Regions from separate parts of the Homo sapiens genome. Here all the other regions are linked to region 3. Evidence: chromatin loops called from intact Hi-C (ENCODE). Cell type or tissue: endothelial cell of umbilical vein. All regions are shown on one strand.

Region 1 (2,500 bases), 610 kb before region 3:
AACACTGGGAGCATCCACCCGAGAATCAACACTGTGGATCATTCTGGGGAGTTAATAGTTTTGAGATGTGTCCCAAGATAATTGTTAGCTTGAATTACCACGTGGATGGAACCATGCTGATCCTAAGAGCCAGGTAATGGCCAAAGGTGCCATTCAGGTGAAATCCCCAGGTGGAAAATTCTTCCACTTCCAATGATAGAATTCTATTACTCTGCCTATAGTTTGGTGAAACAAGACTTTACAAATAGAGGACAAGATCCATTTTGCCAAGAACAACCATATGGATTTAACTGCTGCTAACAACCGTTAGGAAGGAACATCAATAAAAAGCAAGCCTGTGAGACAACTCCTTCCCCAAGGGGCGCTTGTTACAGAGCGCGGGCCCCAGCAGGCCTGGTCCATCCTCCACATTCTTTCCTCTCTGACTTATTTTTACTTTCTGTTTGAATTGGCTTGGTTTTATTTTGCCCTAAACTGTGTCTGTAGTCATCCCCCGACAGAGTTTTGAGAGTGAAAGTCCGATCTGCCCACGCTTCACAGAACTCAATGCGGAGCCTTCTCAGGAGTCACTTGACGTCAAGGCTGACTTTTAAATTTGCCAAAAAGGCATTCTTTGGGGAGCGGTCGGCACCATCACTTTCCCTCTTTAGAGAGCTGCTACTGGCTGCTGGAATTCAAAACCCACAAATTGCATTTCTAAACTTAATTCGATACATAGATGAGCGGAAAGATCAGACATTGATGCTATTGTTTTCAACCAAGATGTTTTACTATATCATTTATATTTTGTTTTTTTCTTCCCCCAGTTTTTAAACTTTTTGTTTGTTTGTTTTACAGGCCAAGCCTACTGCTGTTAGAAAACATATTTAGAAATCACTTGGTTCTTCCTTGCCTGAACATCATCTATTTAGTTAGCTTGTGTTGTTTAGATGTGCTTCAGATCTCAAAAAAATAAATTATGTTATTTGAAAGCTTGCTCTCTGCTTGTTTACACTATTAATTTAGAGTCCAGAGGAATCTCTAAATTTGCCTCTAGAAACCACATAATCACCTAATAATACCTTTCCTGACTCCACTTTCTGACACAAAGTGACTTTTGAAACGCTTCCATCTTCCCTTTCTATTTAATGTACTGCACTCCACTCTTTTTTCCTTTCGTTTTTTCTACAGTCCGTCATGGAGTATTTGTTTACCAAATGTTACTTTTCTTGGATCCAATCTATTTTTGAAGAGCGCAAAAGCAAACAACTGTTTGAAGCTGTCAAGCTTCATTTTATTTATGCATGAATAACACAAATAACTTGAAAATGACCTAGTCTGTTTTTCTCAGATTTAGATAGAAAAACTGCTTCCGGCCAATGTTTATGCCAATTTGTTCATGCCAAGTTTCCAGTTTCGGTGCCAACCGGTTTTTACAGCCAAGTTGTAAACCTTCGGTAAACATGGCTTATAATGAAAAGTGCAACACAGCCTGAACCCTGGCACCAGGGGACGGATGTAAATTTATTCTAAGAACAAAATTCTAACAGGAACAGGAGGGGAGCTAGGCTGGCTACAAAGTGTTCCCACCGTAATATGGAAAATGTACAGATGATGATATATTTGATTACTAAGATCCCATTAGGCCAATTTAGGCACTTTATGTATTTCCTTTGCTCTGGACGCTGAGTGGTTTCATGCTCAATTTGAAGCAACTGGCTCATTGTCTCAGGGTGGTTCTAGAACTTTGCCTTCAGGTGGGGCTGGGGAGGGAGCCCTGGCATTTCAAGACAGGAGGGGGTGATATGGTTGGGCTCTGTGTCCCCACCCAAATCTCATGTTGAAAGGTAATCCCCAATGCTGGAGGTGGGCCTGGTGGGAGGTGACAGGGCCATGGAGGTGGCTCCTTATGGTCTCACACCATCCTCCTGGGTGCTGTCATCCCTATCGTGAGTTCTTGTGGGGTTGGCTTCTCATGGTCTGACACCATCCTCCTGGGTGCTGTCGTCCCTATGTGAGTTCTTGTGGGGGTGGCTTCTCATGGTTTAACACCATCCTCCTGGGTGCTGTCATCCCCGTCGTGAGTTCTTGTGAGATCTGGTTGTTTAAAAATGTGTGGCACCTCCCGCGTTGCTCTCTCTTCCTCCTGCTCCAACCATGTAAGATGTGCCAGCCTCTCCTTTGCCTTCTGCCATGATTGTAAGTTTCCTGAGGCCTCCCCAGAAGCAGAAGCCACTGTGCTTCTTGTACAGCCTGTGGAACCGTGAGCCAATCAAACCTTTTTCTTTATAAATTACCCAGTCCCAGGTATTTTTTTATAGCAATATGAGAATGGACTCATACAATGGGTATGTTCATCTGCATTCATAAAGGTACAGAAAAAGGAATCAAATGTTTTATTTTAACATCAGTTCAAAAATGTCCATCCATGTCAACCTCTTCTCTCCTAATATGTTGCATCCAGTGTGTCCTTTGCAAAACCTAAAAAAATTATATCCCTCCCATTTATAACCCTCCACAG
Region 2 (2,500 bases), 110 kb after region 3:
ACTGAAAATGGGGGAAGACATTGGAAAATGGAGCAGAATCTAACACACAAACATCACTACGTGGACGCTTCAGTGTATTTCAGATCACCAAATGTTGATTCCTGAAGTTTCTTGAGTGATGGAGTCATAACCATTTAAGACTTGGTAGGGTGATGATTTTCCATTCATTTGTAAACTGTACAACTCGGCTATATCTTAGTCAAAAGAACTGACCCAGGCAGCTGTTTAGAAAGTGCAGCCAGGAGCTGCAGATGGTGGCCGTGCCTCTCGGCAGGAGTGAGCACAGCAGGCATCTAAGCCCTGAGAAGGACACAAATAGAGATTCCCTTGGTCAGCCAGAAATCAGGCCCATGGAGAATCTGGAACCACTCATGTATCATTTTAAATATGTAAAGAACTTTCCAAATTTGGATCCATTACAACAAATCTGATGGAGGTACTGTATAGTTTTCAAATATGGAAATCCAAAACTACAAACACCAACCACTACTGTGAAATGTTCTGCCAGACTTCAAGAAGACAAAGTACAAACTCAATCTTTATTAAGAAGAAAGTACCTTAATTGCTCATCTGTCTTTAACCACTGACCACCTCTCTTTGCCTCTCTGTTGGTATCTTTGACTTGGGGAAATTTCATCCCATTCCATGTTAATTTAAATTTTCTGATAGCACTCCTGGCAGCTTAATCCATGTAAATATAAATATAATATCTTCTACTGACTTTTGCCAGCAATTTATGTTATTTTTGAATGAACAAATTGGAATCCACTGTTGGAATTTTATCAAAATGACAACAATTTTGCTTATGACAACTAAAAATCATTTTGGAACATCTGACATCCATAGAAACCTATATAGAAGTAAAATTAAAATAACACTGGAAGTGAAAAACAGATGTTAAAAATAATTATTGAAGGTCTATAGAGAGGGGAGACTCTAATATAAAAATTATTATTGACCAATCTTGCAAGATGAGTTTAGCAGGTGTTTTGGTAACTCATCTTAGATTTTTTTATTCAAACTTCAGTAAATGCAACCAACTGCCCAATGCTGGCAAACATAATGAAAGTGTAAAAATGGAACAGAAGGAAAGTGTTTAAAAATATCCTGTATATCATTCAAAAATGATGCCATTAACATTGGTACCCACTAAACACTTTCAAACTATAGTTCAGATCCTGGTACAAGGCTAATTTTTCCCAGATCTCTTAATGAAACATACACAACAACAGGAAGTCTCTTGCTCAGAGTGCAAATACAGATGTATTCTTGTGCCGTGGTTTCTAAGGACTGGAGGTTTCCCTCTAGCCTGCTCTTTATTTATTTTGGAAACATTAACAGAAACACAAGTGGATATGTAAGAAAGGAGGTTCCAATTAATAGTACTCATGGTTTACAGGGTAACCGCTTTATAGTTTTTACTGAACTGTCTACAACTTTAGCACTTAAGAAAACCAACAAATTCAAATCAATTTCATGCCACTGTGTACATACATTCTCTTATTCAAGAAGTATGTATGAGTGCCACTCGGTGCCAAACCCAGGTCCAGCCTCCAGGGAGCTCACAGTCTAGTAATGGAGATAAGAAAATTGGAGATTTGGTAGTATATGATGATAGTTGTGATAAAATATTCATAACCTCAGTGAGTCAAAACAGATTTCACAGGGAACTTAATGTCTAACATTAAGTGGAGAGGATCACCCCAGACAGGTACAGCCTGCTCGGAGAACTGCCAGGACCTCCAGTGGGGTGAGCACGGAGCTCAGGGGTCAGGGCCAGGAGGTGACTGGAAGCATCTCACATTTTGTTGTGTAAGGACTGAGCATCCTCCGTGCAGACAGGGGTGTGGAGTCAGAGTCCTGTTGCCTGTTTACATCAGCGTTTATCCTTTGCTCCATCTCGTGGCATGACAGAACTTTTAACAACTGAAAACTGCACTGCCTTGCCACATGTATGTTTATTTGCACAATGGCTGTGAGAGCAAGCTGGATCTACCATGCAATGGCTGTGCTCTATCTCCTCTGTGTGGGAAATGCAGGGTTCTGAAATGAAAAAGTCAGGCCGGATTCTCAGGCTTTCTTTGCCACCTGCTTAAGAAAGTGCCCGTTTTACTGAACGCACAACACAAAAGTTTCCATCTTCTTCCTCATATGGAAATTTTATGTGAAATTTTCCCTTTTTTTTTTTTTTTTTGTTCCTTCACTTCCAGAATCACAGGCTGCCTGACAGGATTAGCACGTTCCAGGTTCCAACTAAAGCCGTCTTTTGATTGCAATTGTGGTGATTGAGTCTAGGAGGAAAACACAAATGAATTCTCAGCCCTGGGATTGAGTGACATTTAATAAAAAATACTATTTGTTTAACCTGATTGTTATGTTTTTTGAATTATAAAATGCTGAGCATTATGATGGCTGCCAGGTTATGTTATCTACTACTTGATTTTAAGTGCTATCTGTGGGATTTACATGTAAACTGTAAATTGATGTTTTCTTTTTCTTA
Region 3 (2,500 bases):
CTCTGTGAGTTTCAAGTGGTGGTTTACATTGAGAAATGTATGATTTGATTTTATATTATCAGAAACTGATAGGATTCTATAATTTTAGAAGATGCCCAGCTACCAAAAAAAAAGTCTTATTTCATTTAGTGCGGTTGGGTTCATCTTTCCAAATTGTACAACACCTTCCGAGACTACCATAGGTCCTAACATAGATTTCTTCCCCATTCAAATTTCATTTATTCCTCATCCTCCTGTCAAATGTCATTGGCATTAGTATTTTTATATTTAAATTAGGTATTTATGAATAAGAAAGCACCATATACTCATAGTAAAGTGTTAGAAAATGTGGCATACATAAAGAAAAAATATTAGGTCATGTAATTAGTGATTTGCCACTTGTGTTTTGCTATGTTCATTTCTAGTTTTAGTTATATAGACACATACACAAACACACACACAAGCACACAATTTTTCAAAGCTTCTTGGCCCTCAGTTGGCTATTCAGCCAAAAAAATCATTTATTTCTTAAATTCTGGAATATTTTCAAGCATGTTTTTTCTTTCAATATGACTGCTTGCCCATTGTATCTATTTTCTCCTTCTGGATCTCCTAAAAGATATATATTGGGTCTTTTTGATTTTTTTCCCATGTTTCTCTAATTTCTTGTTCATTATTTCTGTTTGTTGTGCCAAAATGACTCTTTATGGCACTCATTGAAGTTTGTATTTTTGTGGTGTTACTTTAAGATTTCAAGCTGTTTTTTTTTTTTTTTTTTTGATGGAGTCTCGCTCTGTCACCAGGCTGGAACACAGTGGCACAGTCTCAGCTCACTGCAACCTCTGCCTCCCAAGTTCAAACAATTCTCCTACCTCAGCCTCCTGAGTAGCTGTGACTACAGGTGTGTGCCACCATGCCCAGCTAATTTTTGTATTTTTAGTAAATACGGGGTTTCACCATGTTGGCCAGGATGGTCTCTATCTCTTGACTTTGTGATCCACCCGCCTCAGCCTCCAAAAGTGCTGGGATTATAGGTGTGAGCCACCGTGCCAGCTCCCAGCTGGTATTTTTGTATATAGCTGTTGTTGTATTCATGGTTACTATTCTTTCCTTTACATCTTCGGATACTATGACTATTCTTGACTTAAAATCATTTTCACATTTTTCCATTGTTTCCATTCAGATATATATTCTGTACTGTTTTGGACTGTGTACTTTATTATATTAAACTCGCTAAGATATTTTATAATTTTTATTTTATGACACATATAACAGCAAAGTGTTCCCCTCCCAATGTGCTCAATTTTATTTAGGGTGATTTTAGAAGGGCCAAACTTTGCCCTCTGCAGTGCTGGTCTCTAGTCAAATTGTACCACAGAGGCTCCTCCTAGCTCTTACTCTGGGCAGTTACAGCAATATCAGATGTTCCCTGGGATCTGGAATTTCCTGGTACATTCATAGTTCCCAGTGAGTCACACCTCTCTGTATCCTTGCCCTTCTGCATTCCCTTCCAAAACTGACACAGCCCTGGCATTTGCTTTGGCAACAGGATATTAGCAAATGTGACACAAGCAGGCATTTGAAATGTGCTTGTGGATTGGGGCATGTTTTCCCTCTTGCTGCTCTTGAGCCTGACCATCATGACATGAAGCCAGCCCCAGCCTGCTGGAGACATGTAGCCCAGCAGACCAACAGCACCTTTATTAGACACAAAAATGTGGACCCCGGGTCATTCAGGCCCAGCTGGGCATCTGTAGCCAGCTGAGAGGCAACGGTGAGACCAGAGAGATCTCTACCTGAGCCTACTTCCAGCTGTCAGACACTAGGGTGTTGCTTTAAGCCACGAAGTTTGGAGTGGCTTTTAATTTGGTAACAGATAAGTGAAACACAGCTCTAACTTTGATGCCTTTATCACTCTCAGAAGCTGCCCATGGCCCTGTTAGTTCAGCCCTATTCAATGTTGATGTTCCTCTCCTGGATTCTGCTCCATGTAAGTCTTCCATTTTGAGATCTGCAGCCATCACAACAACAGGCATGCACGTGTGCTGTGTGTGTGCCTATGTATATAGGTGTGAGCATGCAGGTGTGAGCATGCAGGTGTGTGTATGCAGGTGTGAGCATGCAGGTGTGGATATTTGCTGTGGAGAAGAGCAGTTGCAGGTAGAGTTCACCTGACATCTTGACCCAGAAATAATTTCACATGTCTAAAACGAAAAAACATTATGCTCCACACAAAGTTTTTAACCCTGGTTTTTATTGTCACTTAGCATAGGTAATACAATTTGCCCCAAAGAATTGAATAGTATTAACATGGAAAGTATAATTTTCAACTTCTAGCTAATTACTTGATATGGATTAACATCTCCTTTTATTTATTATTTCTCTGTTATTGAAAGTCAAGTTTGTCTCCAAGCTTTCCTTATTAAGAACTGCCATCTGTGGGACATCTCTTTACATACACAGAGGTGCATTTGGGAAGCATTTTTTACCTTATTGACGTTAAATACTTGTTCACAGGGGT

Evidence for each region. Hi-C counts contacts between places; a loop is a spot of excess contacts. Peaks named below come from ENCODE experiments on the same cell type or tissue, not always from the same donor. Only the 100,000 strongest peaks of a DNase experiment are listed, where the experiment ranks them.
Region 1: a loop joins it to region 3, with 11 times the contacts of the local background. A loop is called at or near these places in 3 of 110 quality-filtered maps.
Region 2: it touches region 3 in a loop (2.5-fold over the local background); 6 of 110 quality-filtered maps call a loop at or near these places.

What each region holds. Positions count from the first base shown.
Region 1 is chr10:3,934,842-3,937,341 of GRCh38, forward strand. LINC02660 (long intergenic non-protein coding RNA 2660) reads left to right here. Exons shown (of 3, transcript NR_183984.1): 3 at 838-971. Among named protein-coding and RNA genes, the nearest start is that of LINC02660, 24 kb to the left of the region's middle. RefSeq lists enhancers at 333-522, 563-612, 633-682. In endothelial cell of umbilical vein, no CTCF peak of the experiment used is centred here; a DNase peak (open chromatin) is centred at 1,410; H3K27ac peaks cover 1,621 bases.
Region 2 is chr10:4,648,913-4,651,412 of GRCh38, forward strand. It overlaps MANCR (mitotically associated long non coding RNA), which reads right to left. Exons shown (of 4, transcript NR_024475.1): 4 at 1,273-2,291. Among named protein-coding and RNA genes, the nearest start is that of LINC00705, 6.0 kb to the right of the region's middle. In endothelial cell of umbilical vein, no CTCF peak of the experiment used is centred here; a DNase peak (open chromatin) is centred at 1,299; H3K27ac peaks cover 1,028 bases.
Region 3 is chr10:4,539,997-4,542,496 of GRCh38, forward strand. No RefSeq gene overlaps it. Among named protein-coding and RNA genes, the nearest start is that of LINC00705, 110 kb to the right of the region's middle. In endothelial cell of umbilical vein, no CTCF peak of the experiment used is centred here; a DNase peak (open chromatin) is centred at 1,485; H3K27ac peaks cover 1,862 bases.